2 separate regions of the Homo sapiens genome follow, and region 2 is linked to region 1. A link is a loop called in an ENCODE intact Hi-C map of the cell type or tissue named here. Cell type or tissue: PC-3. All regions are shown on one strand. Each heading gives the region's core, and the rest is flanking DNA. Links, peaks and the distances in the headings are about the cores only.

Region 1 (8,810 bases), core at 322-8,321:
GCAAAGTGCTTCATTTACAGAAAGCATAACTCTTAGTGCTGGTTTATGGAGCTTAAATTACATGCATAATTGAAGCAGATGCATTTGACATAAATTCACCTATTCTGTGCACTTCTAAGTAGAAGAGTCTGCTTATCTTTATTGTTACTTTATTTATTTTTGTAAGTCTTTCAGCACCTAGAGATTGATTTACTTTACAGTGCATTACCTGCCTTCAGGACTTTGTTCATTTCTTTGCCTTGATTCATGAAATATTTTATTGAAACCATTAGTATCTAATTGGAAACATCAGATTGAATTTAGTGTCCTTGATTTGAAATGTAGTAAGTATTAAACGCTAGTCCTATGGTAAGAGATAAATGTCATCTTTACTGTGAGAAATTAACTTAAATATGTTTTATGGTAAAGAGTGATAAAAGGATAAGTAGGGATGCTCTATTTTCCACACTCAGGACCTCAAGTCCTTTTTGTTAAAACACACATGTCACAATTAAGCTACTTACTCATACAAATGAGTGTAGCGCATTTGACAGAAATCATTCTATTCTCTCTGCTCTTTTGTTCCTGGGATCCTCTCAAATGTATTAAGCAGAGCAGCTATTTATGAGGAATCAGAGAACTGCATTCCTCAATGCGGTTTATTTTACTTGAAACTGATAATGTATGCAGAGATTTTGTGATTAAAGAAAATAGATCATGAACTTGATTTTATTAGTGTTCTTAAATGTATAAAAAATAAAAATAGTCTCTCATCTTCCCTTTGCATTTCTCCCGCATTATGATGAGCAAAGTAAAGCTTAGTAGTAGGAAATACCCCCTTGCCTTAAGGGAGTTGGATTTTTCTGCTGCATAGACTTTAGTTTATGGCTCATTTCTCCAAGAGAAACATGTTTACCATAAAGATACGTGGTAAGTATTGGCATAGAATATATGAACCTGCTACTTAGTGTTCTCCATCAGTGCTGTTGTCCATTACGGCTGTGAATAGTTTTAAGTTAAAGGAGGGCAGAGAATTTCAAGAGAAGATTTGTCTGAATTTTCTCAGGGGATGACATAGCACTAATAATTTCCTTTGTCAATTTGTGTCCCTGAGGTTCTGGATAACTAGTCAATAGATTGAAATCAAAGAGAGAAAGTGCCGTTCCTTAATTGATTTTTAATGGAGGGTAAACAGTTCATTATCCTTAATTCAGTAAAGAGCAGAAGTTATTTTCATATGTAGGTAACTTGTTTAGAGGCATTAATGTATGGCTAAGTTTGAGAGGGGGAAAATTACACTTTTAAAACAATTATCTTTGTCTGGTAACCAGTGAAATACCAGAAAACACTGTTGTACCAGTTACATATTGTTGCATAAGAAATTAACTCAAAATTAATGGCTTAACACAGTAAACATTATCTCTCAGTTTCTGTGGTTCAGTAATCTGAGTTCAGGTTATCTGACCACCTGTGTCTCGGGGTCTCTCCTGAGGTTGTGGTCAAGCTGTTGGCTGGGGCATTGGTCTCATCAGAAGGCTCAACTGAAGGAGACTCCATTTCTAACCTCGTTCAGGTGATTGTTGGTGGGACCCAATTCCTTTCAGGTTGTTGGACTGATGGTTTCAGCTTCTTGCTGCCTGTTGGCCAGAGATTTCTCAGTTCCTTACCACAAAAGCCTTTCCTGGAGCAACTCAAAACGTGGCAGTTGGCTTTCATCTGAGCAAGCAAGTGAGACAGCAAGAGTGAGTGAGCAAGACAGACAACAGAGTTTTTTTGTAACCTAAACTTAGAAGTGGCATCTTAGAAGCAAGTCATAACCAAATCCATCTTATACTCAAGGCAAGAGTAAAAAGGCGTGGATTTTAGGTGGTGAGCCACCCTAACATTGTCAGAAGCCATCTTAGAAACTGCCTACTATGTTTACTGACCATGTTTTCAGACCTCATTCCATTAATTAATCAACAAGCACAAATTGAGCATGTTGCTAATAATCTGAGTTCTGCATGTCACATGATTGCTCTTCTCCCCTCTTAAACATGGCCTGTCCTTAGCTTCAAGTCTTTTTTTCTGCCCCCAGGTTCCTTCTGGACATGACATGTTTTTATGCCGTGCATCACTCCCCATCCACACATCCCTCAGTCCAGCGCTGTTTTGGATAACTGGATGTACTGAACAGTGGTTTTTCTATAGCCTCAGGTTTTACTGTAATTTTATCTGAACCTTTCTATACAATACTTTGCATCAGTGCCACCCAGGGAGAATGCTACTGTTTTCATACAATAGTCTATCTGGGTGTACATTTGCAGACCCCATAGCTCTCACTTCACAGCTATGATGTATCATTGTTTTTCTGTAAGTGTAATTCTGTCTCTATGAATTTGCCTATTCTGGATATGTCATACATATGGAATTATGCAATTTATGGCCTCATGAGTTTGGCTTTTTTCACTTAGCATAATACTTTCAAGGTTTCTCACTTTACTTTTACATGCCATTTCACGAATGCATGCTAGTCACAGGAAGAATTGAAAGACGATAACTTGAAGCATATGCCCCCTGAATGGTGGACAAGAGCATTGTCATCTCTGCGGGGGAACAAACCACGTGAACGATGCAAAACCCAAGAGAAAAGCAAGTGGAGGCTTTGCCAGTCAAGTTCATTTCTAGATTAGCCTCTACTGAGACAAGACCCTTCCACTTCTTCCCTCCATCATTCCCTCCTTCCTTTCTCACATCTTTCCCTCCTCTTCTCTTTCCCATCTCCTCTTATTTTTGCCTTCTCTCTCTTATTTTCTCCTCTTCTTTATTCCCCATCTTCGTTTTTCTTCTTTGTTTCTTCATTCTCTCTTATGTTCCCTTTGTGTGAGGGCAGAACTAAAATAGGTTAGTACATAAAATTTCTATTTGTGGGGATTTATCCCACGGACATAGTAAAAGTAATATACATTAACCTGTGATCAGGTGAAAAGTTCAATATATTGACATAAGAGATCAGCTAAAATAAGTATGGCATATCTCTTGGAAAGAATACTATATAGTCATTAAATCATGCTTAATACTGCCACATGACTCTAAGATTTTAATAAATCAAATAGTATTACATGTACTCTGCATTCATCTTTATGCCAAAAAAAAATAAGGTGATACCCTTGAAGTTAGAACAGTTATTATCATAGTATGGGACCATTCCTGGTGGCTTTTATTTTTCTTTGTACTTTTTTTAGCTTCAACATTTTTCAACAATGTTCACGCTTTAACTTTTGGAATCAGATAACAACAGTGGCCAGGTGTGGTGGCTCATGCCTGTAATCCCAGCACTTTGGGAGGCCAAGGTGGGCGGATCATGAGGTCAGGAGTTCGAGACCAGCCTGGCCCGCATAGTGAAACCCTGTCTCTACTAAAAATACAAAAAAAAAAAAGCCAGGAGTGGTGACAGGCGCCTGTAGCCCCAGCTACTTGGGAGGCCGAGGCAGGAGAATTGCTTGAGCCTGGGAGGCAGAAGTTGCAGTGAGCCAAAATCACACCACACCACTGCACTCCAGCCTGGGTGACAGTGCAAGACTCTGTCTCAAAAAAAAAAAAAAAAAAAAACACAGGTAGTAAACATTGTTATTGAAAGAATGCTAGTGGAATAGTTCAGTCTTTGGCAATGAAGCCAGAGATCGGCCTTTAGTATAAAGGAAGATCATTAGGTGACTGATGGTTCTCAAATGGGATGATTTTGTCCCCACGCAGGGGACATCTGGCAATGTCTGGAGGTACTTTTGGTTGTCACACTAGGGAAGTGATACTAGCTTCTAGTGGACAGAGGCCAGGGCTGCTGCTCAGCATTTTAAAATTTTTACAATGTATCCTTCTCTCCCTAGTTAAGAATTATCCAACTCAGGGAGGTGGGAGGGATAGCATTAGGAGATATACCTAATGCTAAATGATGAGTTAGTGGGTGCAACACACCAACATGGCACATGTATACATATGTAACAAACCTGCACGTTGTGCACATGTACCCTAAAACTTAAAGTATAATAATAATTAAAAAAAGAAAAAAAAAAGAATTGTCCAGCTCAAATGTCAATAATTCTGAGATTGAAAAACCTGCTCATTGGCTGGTTTAAATATTTTAAGTTATCTCATTGGCTCATATCAATGGAAGAGGTCAAATCAGTTGAGTTGTCGATATTGGGCATGAAGAATTAATTTACTTTCAGGTAACCTGTAACAATATGCTGACCTAATTATCGAAGGATTTGAGATGAAATCAAACTTCTGTACTCTTACATCTGCAATTCACATAGTTTTCATCTGGGTTGTGTATCTCAAAGGGAAGAAGCCAGGCAATAAATTTGAGGTTAGTCTGTTGATACTAATTTAGGTCACAGAATTCCGTGGAAGAAATTGGTAAAGGTGATTGCCGTAGGAGGACTACTCAAGTCACAGGGAATGAAGAGAGTTCTGGCTGAGGGAATAGTGCCACCTACTGAATTGTGTTTGTGTTTTCTACAGGTTCTAATTTATGCAGGCTTATGCCTGGAAGTGTTACTTTCCTTTATTGATCTTGCACATCTCCTTAAGTAGTCACTGCCAGAACTTTAAACAATATTTAGTTATTATCGGATCAAGGTGTAATTAGAAACAGCTGTGAACAATTGCATACCATCCAGCTCCTGAAGTAGCAAACTAAATTGTACTTGGCCTTGGATTGATTAATACAGATTGTGTCTAGCAATCAAAATAAATCCGTCTCCAGGTAGAGTGCCAGGAGCCATCTTACCAAGATAACACAGAAAGATTAAAAATGCATGAAATGCACCATTTCCTAATGTCGCCAGGTTAAAAAAAAATTAAAGCACAAAGCATTGGCTACAACAAAATTGTCAACATTTTTATCCTTTTTCAAAATTTCAGCCTTGATCTTTACTTTGTGTATTTATGAAAGCATATTTAGAATTCTCTCATCTTTCGCCTAAGTATTTAAAAAAAATCTCTACAGTGCAGTGCATACATTGTAATATACCTATTTAATAATGACAGCATTTTTAGTTAATTTGAAAAATCATTTGGAATTACATATTGAATTGGGTGGGTCAGATAATTTGTTACCATGGTGAATCTCTTCATTGGAATTAAAGAGTTTGTCTCATAAAATTATATGCCTCTGTGTAATATGTTAATTAATGCTCCTAATCAAACATTTAATTACATAATGAGCCTGGATTAATTTGTAACCTGAATCTAAAAGCTAATTCATATAAAATTCAAAATAGTATGTATGAGAGAGAAACTAAGAATTTCTAGCACTTGAAACTTTGTTTTGAAGTTCTAGCAATCCAAGCCGGTAATAAGCAGAAGGACTTCTGGCCAGTTTCAAGGCCAGAAAAGCCGGCAGTGATAGTGACACCGAAAGCTGGATCTCTCATGTTCTTATGCTGAATCATGTGGTTCGAAAGGCAGTTTTATAATGTCGACTGTTTTCTCTGGGATCGTGATAGCCCATCCTGTAAGTACAAAGGAGCCAGAGCTTGAAGGGGACCCCTTCTTCCTGATGTCACACATGGAACATAGATGGTTGTGGTCCTCAGAAGCTCATTGGAGCCATGACCCCAAGGAGATAGAACAAGGCTTTGTCTATTAATTCTTTATCCCCTGAGATAATAAGTGTATCCTTCCTTTCTTATAGCCAATTTTAAGCCTTCCATCTCCCAGAAGTGAGCAGTCTATATACCTTTAAAAGGAGATGGTTCTACCACGTGCCATCATCTGGAGTCCCTGGAAACAAAGAAGTGAATATTCAAGAAACCAGATGCGAGAACTATAAAGATTGTTACTGTCTACATTGCTCTTTTCTAAGATAGCTTAATCCTGCTCTAGAGAGGGTTTGCTCCCAGACAGAAGGATGATAGTACTAGATCATAACTAATCTTCTGCCCACCCTCATGTCACTGTTGTTTAACAATGACTGATATTGAGATAAATGAATATTTAGCACATCTTTCCACCGAGACGGAGTCTTGTTGCATTTTTCACAAAACAAACGCTTTTAAGAAGTGAACGTTGCTTGGCTGATCTTCATCATTTATTCAAGCTGAAATCTTGGTTTTTAATTTACAAATAGGATTAATTACTGAAATTCGTATCTAGTGTGAATATTTGATGATGACTTTTGGAACAATGGACATTTTGCCTAAGCTATGAAATTAATTATTAATACTTCTAAACTTTAGCCAAAATGGTGATTTTCACATGTGGAGATTCTTTACTCTTTTCACATGACTTTGTTCTCATAGAAAAATGTGGCTGGCCATGGTGGCTCACACTTGTAATCCCAGCACTTCGGGAGGCTGAGATGGGTGGATCACCTGAGGTCAGAAGTTTGACACCTGCCTGGCCAATGTGGTAAAACCCCATCTCTACTAAAAATACAAAAATTAGCCAGGTGTGGTGGCACATGCCTGTAGTCCCAGCTACTTGGGAGGCTGAGGCAGGAGAATAGCTTGAACCCGGGAGGTGGAGGCTGCAGTGAGCTGAGATCGCAACACTGCACTCCAGCCTGGGAGACAGAGTGAGACTCTGTCTCAAAAAAAAAAGAGAAGAAAAGAAAAGAGAAAAGAAAAGAAAAGAAAAGAAAAATGTAGTATTTATTTAAAGTGTTTATGCTCCGATGTTATAGGCTGTATCGTGACCCCTCAGAATTGAAGTCTTAACCCTCAGTACCTCAGAATGTGAGCATATTTGGAAATAGAGTAACTGAAGATATAATTAAGTTAAGATGAGGTCATATTGGAGTAGGGAGCGACCTTGATCCGATATGGTGGGTATCTTTATAAAAAGTGGAAATTTGGGCACAGGCGTGCACCCAGGGAGAATGCCATCATGTGAAGATTGGAGTTACACAGCTACAGGCCAGTAACTGCCAGGAGCTCTGAGAGAGGCCCAGAACAGGTTTTTCCCTAGCCCTGGCCTGCCAACACCTTGAGCTTGGATTTCTAGCCTCCAGAACTGTGAGAAAATAAACTTCATTTCTGGCAGACCCAGGAAATAACCCATCAGACATTGCAGACGTTGCCACTGAGTTTAGCTAACACTGGGGGCATCTGCTTTGTATCAGAGCCGAGCTAGGTGCTGATGACGCAAGATGAATTAAGCCCTCCAGGAACACAGTCTAGTGGGGGAGGTGAACAGACATGGATTGAGAACTTTGACGAGCCTCTAAATTCATAGTCACCAGCTTCAACTAGACCCATGAAACTGCCTGACAAGCCTACGAGTTTCCTCATTAACTTGCTCCGCCACATCCCTCAGTGGCTGTTCAAATCACCACTCAACAAATGATCTTTTCCTATCTCTCATGTGGTAGTTTTAAAAAATAATTTATTTAAAGACTTTTCTATGTTTTCTTTAAAAAAGTAAACTCAGAACTTTCCAGAAAGGCAGAGTTTCCTTTTCTTGCTGTCACTGTCCCCCAGGCATCACTTTGCGCCAAGCTTCTGGTCTCTGAGAAGCGCTGGGACTTGCACGTTCTGCAGTGAAAGTTCTGCCTGCCCTGAGAATGCAAGGACGGGTGTCTGCAGCATTCCAGGTGGGCTGAGGGCTGTCTGGCTCTCCAGACAACTCCTTATCAATGCTCTTTGTGACACAGAGAGTTAGTCAAAGTTGTGATTCACCAGTTTAATTACAACCAAAGTTCAAGTGTATTATGTGTAACAGCTTTTAACGCTGTTCAGTAAAAGCGAGCTGAGATTTATTCTGGTGATAAAGCTGAACAAGTACAGGGTTGCCAATGGCTCTTTAAGAGCTAAGTGTCCTTGAGAAATGTTTCTTTCTTGGTGTGACCGTTTCAGTTTCTGGGTGGAGCTGGTCATAGCTTCTTTGCTATAATTTGTGTGAGCGATGTTGCTGGTAAGTTGCCATGGTTACTTGAACCCACTGGGCAGCAGGACAGATTTTCATTATAACGAATGTGAACACGACTAGAAGCCGTGGGTGCTAGTCTCCGGAGGAGCCACCTCCCTTGTTAGCTCATGCAGTCAGCCCCTGCCCAGTGTACATGAGCAAGAGAAACATCTAGTTTGGTTCTCTCTGCTCATCTTAGGGAAGAAACCATGACTAATATGGGGGGAAAAGGGACAAATAGATTGTTGCTAGAAATGTGCTTCTTGATCATACTTGTGCATAACTACTCTTCTGAGATAGTAATGATAAATGCTTTCTAAGCAATTTGGATTCAGTTTAATATAGTTATCCAGAGCCCAATATGTTATCCAGTTGAGGAGAACTGCCAGGCAATGAAATGAAAATTAAGATACTTATTACCATAGTCACATTTAGGTTTGGGTGTGTAAAAGTAGCTGTGATTGCTGATATGGAATTTGCAATAAATGAGCCTCTCTCTCTCTTTTTTTTTTTTTTTTTGAGATGGAGTCTTGCTCTGTTGCCCAGGCTGGGGTGCAGTGGCGCAATCTCGGCTCACTGCAAGTTCTGCCTCCCGGGTTCATGCCATTCTCCTGCCTCAGCCTCCCGAGTAGCTGGGACTACAGGCGCCCGCCACCATGCCCGGTTAATTTTTTGTATTTTTAGTAGAGATGGGGTTTTAAATGAGTCTCTTAAGGAGGCATCACAGCCTGGTGGGAAACTAGCACAAGTGTGGTAGGCTTTGGAGACAGCGGGGCTTGGGCTCAAGTCCTGATTCTGTATTCACCAAGCTGTACACAGTTGTGTGCCTCAGGGCAAATGGTTCAGTCTCTCTAAGCCTCAATTTATTTATCTCGTTATTTATTTATTTATTAAATTTTTGTGGGTATATAATAGGTGTGTATATGTATGGGGTACATGAG
Region 2 (8,810 bases), core at 322-8,321, 430 kb after region 1:
CAGATGTCAAAATAGACCCCAATTTTAGAATACATTTTAAAGTTGTTAGATAGGTTGCCTGTTAAATGTCTGAATCCCAGTGAATAGATGTCGAGTGGCTTTCAATCATGAACAAAGAACAAAAAGGAACGATTCTAATATAAATTTCCATTTTTCTCATTCACTGCAGACAGCGTTTTCATGCCTTTAAGTTGTGGACAGATGGCTCAGTGACAGGCGATGGGTATTCATACGTGCAGGACTGCATCTCATTACACTCTAACAAGAAGATCGTAATGGAAACAATCAAAACCAAGCCTGGCTAATCACATGCAACAGACACTGATTTTTTTTTTTTTTTTAACTAAGGGCAAGGACATTTTCATGCAGTCTGAGAAATCTGATGATGGATGTTATTTTCATTATCTTTTATTTCTTTTGTTTTTTGAAAAGCTAAGTAAACCAATATAATTTAAAAACTAATTTCCAATTACATTACAGTTATTTTTATTATTGTTTTCCCACCATATTATTTTGGAGCAACCATCTCTTTTTCTTGATTACTATTTTATTATCTTTCTAGAAGTCCTTTAAAATGTCTTTTGTAAACCACTTTCTTCCCTTTAAGATGTGTGCAATCAATAAAGAAGAATCTTTCAGCACAACCTCCCAGTATCCTCATCAACAAAGTAAATTTGAATATGTAGCAAATACACAAGTCTCTACTTTAGTTTATAATGTAAAGTACATGATACCAGCCAGACTTTACCTATAAGTACATTAAAGAAAACCAGCAATCTCATATATTTTGTAGAACTCATTTAATTAAAAATATACATCCTGCCGGGCACGGTGGCTTATGCCACCCAGCACTTTGGAAAGCAGAGGCAGGCAGATTGCTTGAAGTCAGGAATTCCAGACCAGCCTGGCCAACATGGTAAAACCCCGTCTCTACTAAAAATACAAAAATTAGTGGGGCCTGGTAGCATGTCCCTGTAGTCCCAGCTACTCTGGAGGCTGATACAAAAGAATTGCTTGAACCCAGGGGATGGAAGTTGCAGTGAGCCAAGATTGTGCCACTGCACTACAGCCTAGTCAACAGCATGGTGAGACCCTGTCTCAAATACACACACACACACACACACAAAACAAACAAAAAATGCATTCATGCAAGACCCTTTGGTGAAAAAAGTTAGGTTTTTTTTTTTTTTTTTTCAAAATCATTAAAAACTTTAGAAATCCATGACTATTTTAAAGTGATCATTCTGTGGCCTGCAACCATCCTGGGACAGGTGAGCTATTAAGAAACGCTTTCATCCATAACAGGGAGCAAGTTTGGTAGCACTCTAAGTGTCATGAACACATGTGAAAGAAATTGAGTCAATAAGCCATGAGGGAGGTAAAAGGATGATAAATATTTCTCTTTGTAACTGAGGGCTCCAGCAAGACAGCAGGGGCTGATGGAGTAGTGAGGCTGAGTAGACACTGAGATCAAAGAGCATTCTGGAGCATCTGTTATGCACAATGTGTTAAGATGGGATAAGAATGGGACGAGGGTGAGGTGATCAAGAAGATAGACTCATCTGCAAAGTCCCTTGAGATAAACCCATAGAAATGCCAGATAAAGTAATCAGAGCATTATTTTCAACACATAGTTGAGGTACCAACAAAGAAGTGAAATCTTATAGCAGAAATAAACCACAGGGCAAATAACATGAACTGAGATACAGCTTTCCTGGAGGGGTGTCAGGGAAGGGCAATGATCAAACCAGGGGATTGGGCTCCCAGCTTTTTGTGGAACTAGGGAAAGAAACTTTCAGCCTGGGAGAAGCAGGTAATGATTAAAGAGAGCTAACACATTTGGCAAAGAACAACATTGTCTACCCTTTGCTGGCTGCAGGGGAAAAAATGCTTCTCTGGGAATTCTAAACCCCAGCCCTGTCCACTACAGTGATTTGAAGTGGGGAGGTATAAATATTCTGTGATTTAGAAACACAGAACACCAGAAATGTATATAAAACAGGATTTATAGGGCTGTGGAGATACTGTTGTGTATTTTGCCAAAGACAAATCAAAACTCCTTGAAACCATGCTGTCAGGATTTCCAGATAGAACTCTTTTTAAGTTAGGTTTACAATTCAAATTTATAAAACATGCAAGAGAACAAGGTTCAGTAAGCAAGAGACAGTGCACATGAAGTAGGACGGGTAGATTCCGAAGAATTTCCTATAAAATAATTAGCCATAAAAGTAGTAAAACAAATTTAAAATGATTAAAGTATAAAAGCAGGTGTGGAAACTATAAGAAAATGGCACTATAGCAAAATAGAAAGATCAATTAAAAATAATAAAAGATGTCTTAGAAATTTAAATCACAATTGTTAAAATTAAAGTCTCAATGAATGGGTAAAATTGTAGATTAGATACAGCAGAAGAAAGAATTGGTAAGAAGGAAGATAATCTAGACAGTAGTTCCCAATCTTGGCTGTATTTTAGAATCTCCTGGGAATTTTTATAAACCCCTGCGTCCAGCTTACACCCCAGACCAATTAGATCAAAATCTTAAGTAGGGAGAATCTAGGCATCAGTATTTTTTAACATTCTGTGGATTATTTTAATATGTGTGGTTGTTCTAACAACAGCTGCCTCAAGAACAGCACACAGGAAACTGAGTAATGAAAATACCATGAGAAAAATCCTCAAAATAACCACAAACACACAAACACTACGTCTTTTTTTTTTTTTTTTTTTTTCCTTCCAGACAGAGTTTCGCTCTTGTTGCCCAGGCTGCAGTACAATGGCGCCGTCTCGGCTCACTGCAACTTCCACCTCCCGGGTTCAAGTGATTCTCCTGCCTCGGTGTCTTTTTAGTTCTGTATTTATTGAGTGCATTTTCTGTGCCAGGCACTCTGCCAGGTACAGGAGACAAAAAGACAAATGAAATGCAAAAACGAAGAATTTTAAGATGCGTCACAAAATCCAAACCTACTAATGTGCTAATTCTAACAGGAAATTAGATGGCAGCTGAAATTTAGCTCTAATATGGAGAAAAAGCCTTGTAATAGATGTACATTCAGCAATATTACCTCATTGGGGTATGCATGTGCAACTATTGTTTATTTTTTTCCCAATAACTGAAATCTCACGGGGCCTCAGTCCTCTATAATCTTTGCTCCTTCTGCTGTGGGGTTCCTAGCAGCACCTCAACCATGGCCACTCACCCAAGTCTTCATAAGTGTCTTCTGCATCTCCCCTTTTCTGGGGGACACTTACTGCATTTTCCCATTGGGAGAGGAGAGAATAATCTCCCCATGAGGGAATTCCAGTGGAGGGACTTCTCCCCACTGAATTCACCATTTTGTTCTATTCCCCTGCTAATGTGTGGTGGTGGAGGGAAAATGTGGGGTAGTGGCTGGTGTTAAGGTCTGAACTGGAGCCTCTCAGGAAATCTCTGGGAAGGTGGATGAAGCCCAGTTATGACGATCGCATGATCTGAGAATGCGTCATTCTCTGCTTTAGGCCATGCCTCATCTGGAATCACTGAAAAGACATCACCTCACACCTGCATGGCAATGAGGAAAATGATACGTCAACAACCCAATCTTAAAAAAAAATTAAAAATAATAAATTAATAAACCTTTTCTGCTTGCCCGATCCTTTTTCCACAATTAATAATTCATAGTGCCAATTCAAAAAATTAACATTGTACTTGTTATTTTTTTCATTAATCTTGTAACATTCTTGAAATATTGAAAAATGCCAACATTTCAGCATTATTATTTGGAATGAATTTCACTATAAAATGTATAATGCTGGTATTATTTATAAACAATCTGACAGTGTTATCAATATTCTCTAAGTCACTAGTTCACTATAGTTTATATCGATTAAATAATTCAAGTTGAAGACCATATGACCAGACAAAGCACATCTCATTACAGCTAGAGCCCCGATTCCTACCATTTTCTGCATTATACTACCACATAGTGGTTCCTTTTATTGTGGTACACCGACTAGGCTAATACCTCATTTGCCGTTATCAGTATTGTTATTAAAAAAAAAATCAGTGGGACAACAGCCCAGACATTAACACGTGTCCACCATTATACAACACTGTTTATCTATATTAACAAAAGACTCATACAGTTATTTCAAAAATCATAATAAAAGAGAAAAACCCCAGTGATTTTATTAACCTTTCTGGATGAGCTCTGTTTAATAAAGCCCAACAATATTATATTTTAAGATATTTGATAAAAAATATAAAATCAGGGAGGTAGAGAGTTCATTAGAAATAATTTCTTTAAATCTGTCATTTTTACGTTTGAGAAAACTGAGGCCCAGAAAGGGAAACATAAGCATTTGTTGAAGGCCTCTAAGCTTGTTGGTAAATTCACGTGAAAACCCCAGGAACTGTGACTCACACCTAGGCTTTTTCTGTAATGTGTCTCTATACATTAAGAAAACAGCCTCACTGATTTATTGGCAAGAGTGTCAGTAAGTCATGGAAATAATTGGCAAAATGAGATAAGCTCAAACATTATTTTATGGGATAAAATTAAAGGTCACCTGAAACAACGTGACATGTATACCTTGAGGTATGCTTGCCTGAAAAGCAAAAGTCTCCAGGGGCATAAACTCAGGTTAGTGCCTCAGCTCAACGTGAAGCTCATTACCATCCTATAACTTAATAAAGACATGTTTATTTTACTAAGACTAAAGAGATATCACAGTTACCATATTTTTCAGTTATATGAAAGAAAGATATTTTATAAACCTTAGGAAAAATAGAGCTAGGTCAAATTATCTTTATTCTTAACATTTAACCCCATATTGAAACAAAGGAAAGCCGCTGTCAGGACAGTTTTTACTTTTTTTCCCCTCAAATCTTTTTGTACGTTTTTATATTACAACTTCTCAATAGAAAAACCTGTTGGTTACATTTTCATGCAGTTTGAAAATGTTTTGTGTAGTGTTAAATCATGTGAAATTGACAATTCCAAGTCATATTAAATATGTGATGTGAGTAGATACTGTACTAGAATAATTGAGAAAATATTACTATAGTTATTACTTTTCTTTAATCTGTTTAGAAAATCCTAAATTGAAAAAAAAGAAAATACATTTTTAAATGATCAGAAATGCAGTTGTGTGGGACTGCTTTTATTTAAAGATTTCAAATGTATGCTTTTAGAAAGATCAAGATTATCTTCTCCTTGTGTATAATAACTAAGTTAGAAGAGAACAGAAGGAGTGTTCTACATAAAGTGTGGCCCTGGTCATAAAACTAGGTGATAAAAATAAGAAACTCTTCATGATAGATAAATTACCTAAAGGTAAAAGGAGAAGACGGTATCAAGCATCCCTTAGGAACTGGTAAGAAATGTAAATGATCAGACCCCATTGTAGACCTCTTGAATCAGAATTCTCATAATGGGGCCCAGAAATCTATTTAAACACCCAGGTGATTGACTTGCATGCTTAAGTTTTAGCAGCAGTGATCCAGGACCAAGACAGACCTTCCTCCTGCTTTGTCTTCAGATAACTTATTCCTAAAGAGCAAAACCTCATTGTTAACACTGACTGTGACAGTCATCCACTTATTGTCTCTCAATTCCAAATTCACTCTCCATTCCTTATTCTGCAGTAACTGAGATGGGCCCTGTGGATAGTTCTCCTTTGTCAGCTGGTACAATATTGTCAGTAGGCGGTGCTGCTGTACGTTTGCTCTAGGGGGAAAGGGTTTATTTTCCTGGTTTTGGTGCACATCTCTCACTAGGTTCCTCCACCATGAACATTCACCAGGGCCCAGTTCCTGCAGTACAGGTTGGCCAGCATCATGTACAGCCAGCAGCTTCCCTGATACCTCCTCAGGCGTCATCACAGCAGAGTGCCACCAGTACATCACCTCTCCATGAATCAATTGCCCAGGAATCCCTCAGGTAGCTTTGCAATGAGTCCAGAGATGCAGCACCTTTTTGTGAACAGATGTTTCCTGGCAACCCAAAATATTAGGTTTCCCACAAGTTGCATCAGCAAAGAGACTGTGATTTCTCTCCCATCCAGTGACCATTGCACACCCTTTCCAACAAGGAATGCAATTCGCCCCTGAAGAGGTGAGAGACGTGGAGGTGGCTCCTTCCCAGGTTCTCCATCTTGGACCTAGAGGGTTGTAGCTGCTTCTAATGTTTGCTACTTCTGTATTATGTTTTTTTGTTTTTGTTTTTATTATACTTATGTTCTAGGGTACATGTGCACAACATGCAGGTTTGTTACATAGGTATACATGTGCTATGTTGGTTTGCTACACCCATCAATTCGTCATTTACATAAGGTATTTCTCCTAATGTTATCCCTCCCCCAGCCCCCTACCTCCTGACAGGCCCCAGTGTATAATGTTCCCTACCCTGTGTCCATGCGTTCTCATTGTTCAACTCCCACCTATGAGTGAGAACATGTGGTGTTTTCTTTTCTTTCCTTGTGATAGTTTGCTTAGAATGATGGTTACCAGCTTCATCCATGTCCCTGCAAAGGACATGAACTCATCCTTTTCTATGGCTGCATAGTATTCCATGGTGTATATGTGCCACATTTTCTTAATCCAGTCTATCATTGATGGACATTTGGGTTGGTTCCAAGTCTCTACTATTGTGAATAGTGCTGCAAAAAACATATGTATGTATATGTCTTTATAGTAGCATGATTTATAATCCTTTCAGTATATACCCAGTAATGGGATCGCTGGGTCAAATGGTATTTCTGGTTCTAGATCCTTGAGGAATCGCCACACTGTCTTCCAGAATGGTTGAAATAATTTACACTGTCACCAACAGTGTAAAAGTGTTCCTATTTCTCCACATCCTCTCCAGCACCTGTTGTTTCCTGACTTTTTAATGATCACCATTCTAACTGGCATGAGATGGTATCTCACTGTGGTTTTGATTTGCATTTCTCTAATGACCAGTGATGATGAGTATTTTTTCATATGGCTGTTGCCTGCATAAATGTCCTCTTTTGAGAAGTGGCTGTTCATATCCTTTGTCCACTTTTTGATGGAGTTGTTTTTTCCTTGTAAATTTGTTTAAGTTCTCTGTAGATTCTGGATATTAGCCCTTGGTCAGATTGGTAGATTGCAAAGATTTTCTCCCATTCTGTAGGTTGCCTATTCACTCTGATGATAGTTTCTTTCACTGTGCAGAAGCTCTTTAGTTTAATTAGATCCCATTTGTCTATTTTGGCTTTTGTTGCCAGTGCTTTTTGTGTTTTAGTCATGAAGTCTTTGCCCATGCCTATCTTCTGAATGGTATTGCCTAGGTTTTCTTCTAGGGTTTTTGTGGTGTTAGGTCTTACATTTAAGTCCTTAATCCATCTTGAGTTAAGTTTTGTATATTGTGTAAGGAAGGGCTTCAGTTTCAGCTTTCTACATATGGCTAGCCAGTTTTCCCAGCACCATTTATTAAATAGGGAATCCTTTCCCCATTTCTTGTTTTTGTCAGGTTTGTCAATGATCAGATGGTTGTAGATGTGTAGCGTTATTTCTGAGGCCTCTGTTCTATTCCTTTAGTCTATATAACATTTTGGTACCAGTACCATGTTGTTTTGGTTACTGTAGCCTTGTAGTATAGTTTGAAGTCAGGTAGCGTGATGCCTCCAGCTTTATTCTTTGTGCTTAGGATTGTCTTGGGTATGTGGGCTCTTTTTTGGTTCCATATGAACTTTAAAGTAGTTTTCTCCAATTCTGTGAAAGAAGTCATTGGTAGCTTGATGGGGATAGCATTGAATCTATAAATTACCTTGGGCAGTATGGCCATTTTCACAATATTGATTCTTCCTATCCATGAGTATGGAATGTTCTTCCATTTGTTTGTGTCCTCTTTTATTTCATTGAGCAGTGGTTTGTAGTTCTCCTTGAAGAGGTCCTTCACATCCCTTGTAAGTTGGATCTCTCAGCAGAAACCCTACAAACCAGAAGAGAGTTGGGGCCAACATTCAACATTCTTAAAGAAAAGACTAAACATACTAATCAACCCAGAATCTCACATACAGCCAAACTAAGCTTCATAAGTGAAGGAGAAATAAAATCCTTTAGAGTCAAGCAAATGCTGAGAGATTTTGTCACCACCAGGCCTGCTGAACAGAAGCACTAAACATGGAAAGGAACAACCGGTACCAGCCACTGCAAAAATATGCCAAATGGTAAAGACCATTGATGCTATGAAGAAACCACATCAATTAATGGTCAAAATAACCAGCCAACATCATAATGACAGGATCAAATTCAAACATAACAATATTAGCCTTAAATGTAAATGGGCTAAATGCCCCAATTAAAAAACACAGACTGGCAAATTGGGTAAAGAGTCAAGACCCATCGGTGTGCTGTATTCAGGAAACCCATCTCACATACAAAGACTCACATAGGGTCAAAATAAAGGGATGGAGGAAGATCTACCAAGCAAATAGAAAGCTAAAAGAAAGCAGGGGTTGCAATCCTAGTCTCTGATAAAACAGACTTTAAACCAACAAAGATCAAAAGAGACAAAGAAGGCCACTACATAATGGTAAAGGGATCAATTCAACCAGAAGAGCTAACTATCCTAAATATATCTGCACCCATTACAGAAGCACCCAGATTTGTAAAGCAAGTCCTCAGGGACCTACCAAGACACTTAGACTCCCACACAATAATAATGGGAGACTTTAACAACCCACTGTCAATATTAGACAGATCAACAAGACAGAAGGTTAACAAGGATACCCAGGGCTTGAACTCAGCTCTGCACCAAGTGGACCTAATAGATATCTACAGAACTCTACACTCCAAATCAACAG

The links. Hi-C counts contacts between places; a loop is a spot of excess contacts. Peaks named below come from ENCODE experiments on the same cell type or tissue, not always from the same donor. Only the 100,000 strongest peaks of a DNase experiment are listed, where the experiment ranks them.
Region 2: a loop joins it to region 1, with 6 times the contacts of the local background. A loop is called at or near these places in 7 of 110 quality-filtered maps.

What each region holds. Positions count from the first base shown.
Region 1 is chr2:229,128,992-229,137,801 of GRCh38, reverse strand. All of the region lies in intron 2 of PID1 (phosphotyrosine interaction domain containing 1), which reads left to right. Among named protein-coding and RNA genes, the nearest start is that of PID1, 140 kb to the left of the region's middle. In PC-3, for the core only: CTCF peaks have their summits at 4,240 and 4,442 (motif pointing left); a DNase peak (open chromatin) is centred at 4,431; H3K27me3 peaks cover 572 bases.
Region 2 is chr2:228,694,742-228,703,551 of GRCh38, reverse strand. No RefSeq gene overlaps it. Among named protein-coding and RNA genes, the nearest start is that of LINC01807, 88 kb to the right of the region's middle. In PC-3, for the core only: CTCF peaks have their summits at 3,781 and 3,988; a DNase peak (open chromatin) is centred at 2,711; H3K4me3 peaks cover 861 bases; H3K27ac peaks cover 1,749 bases.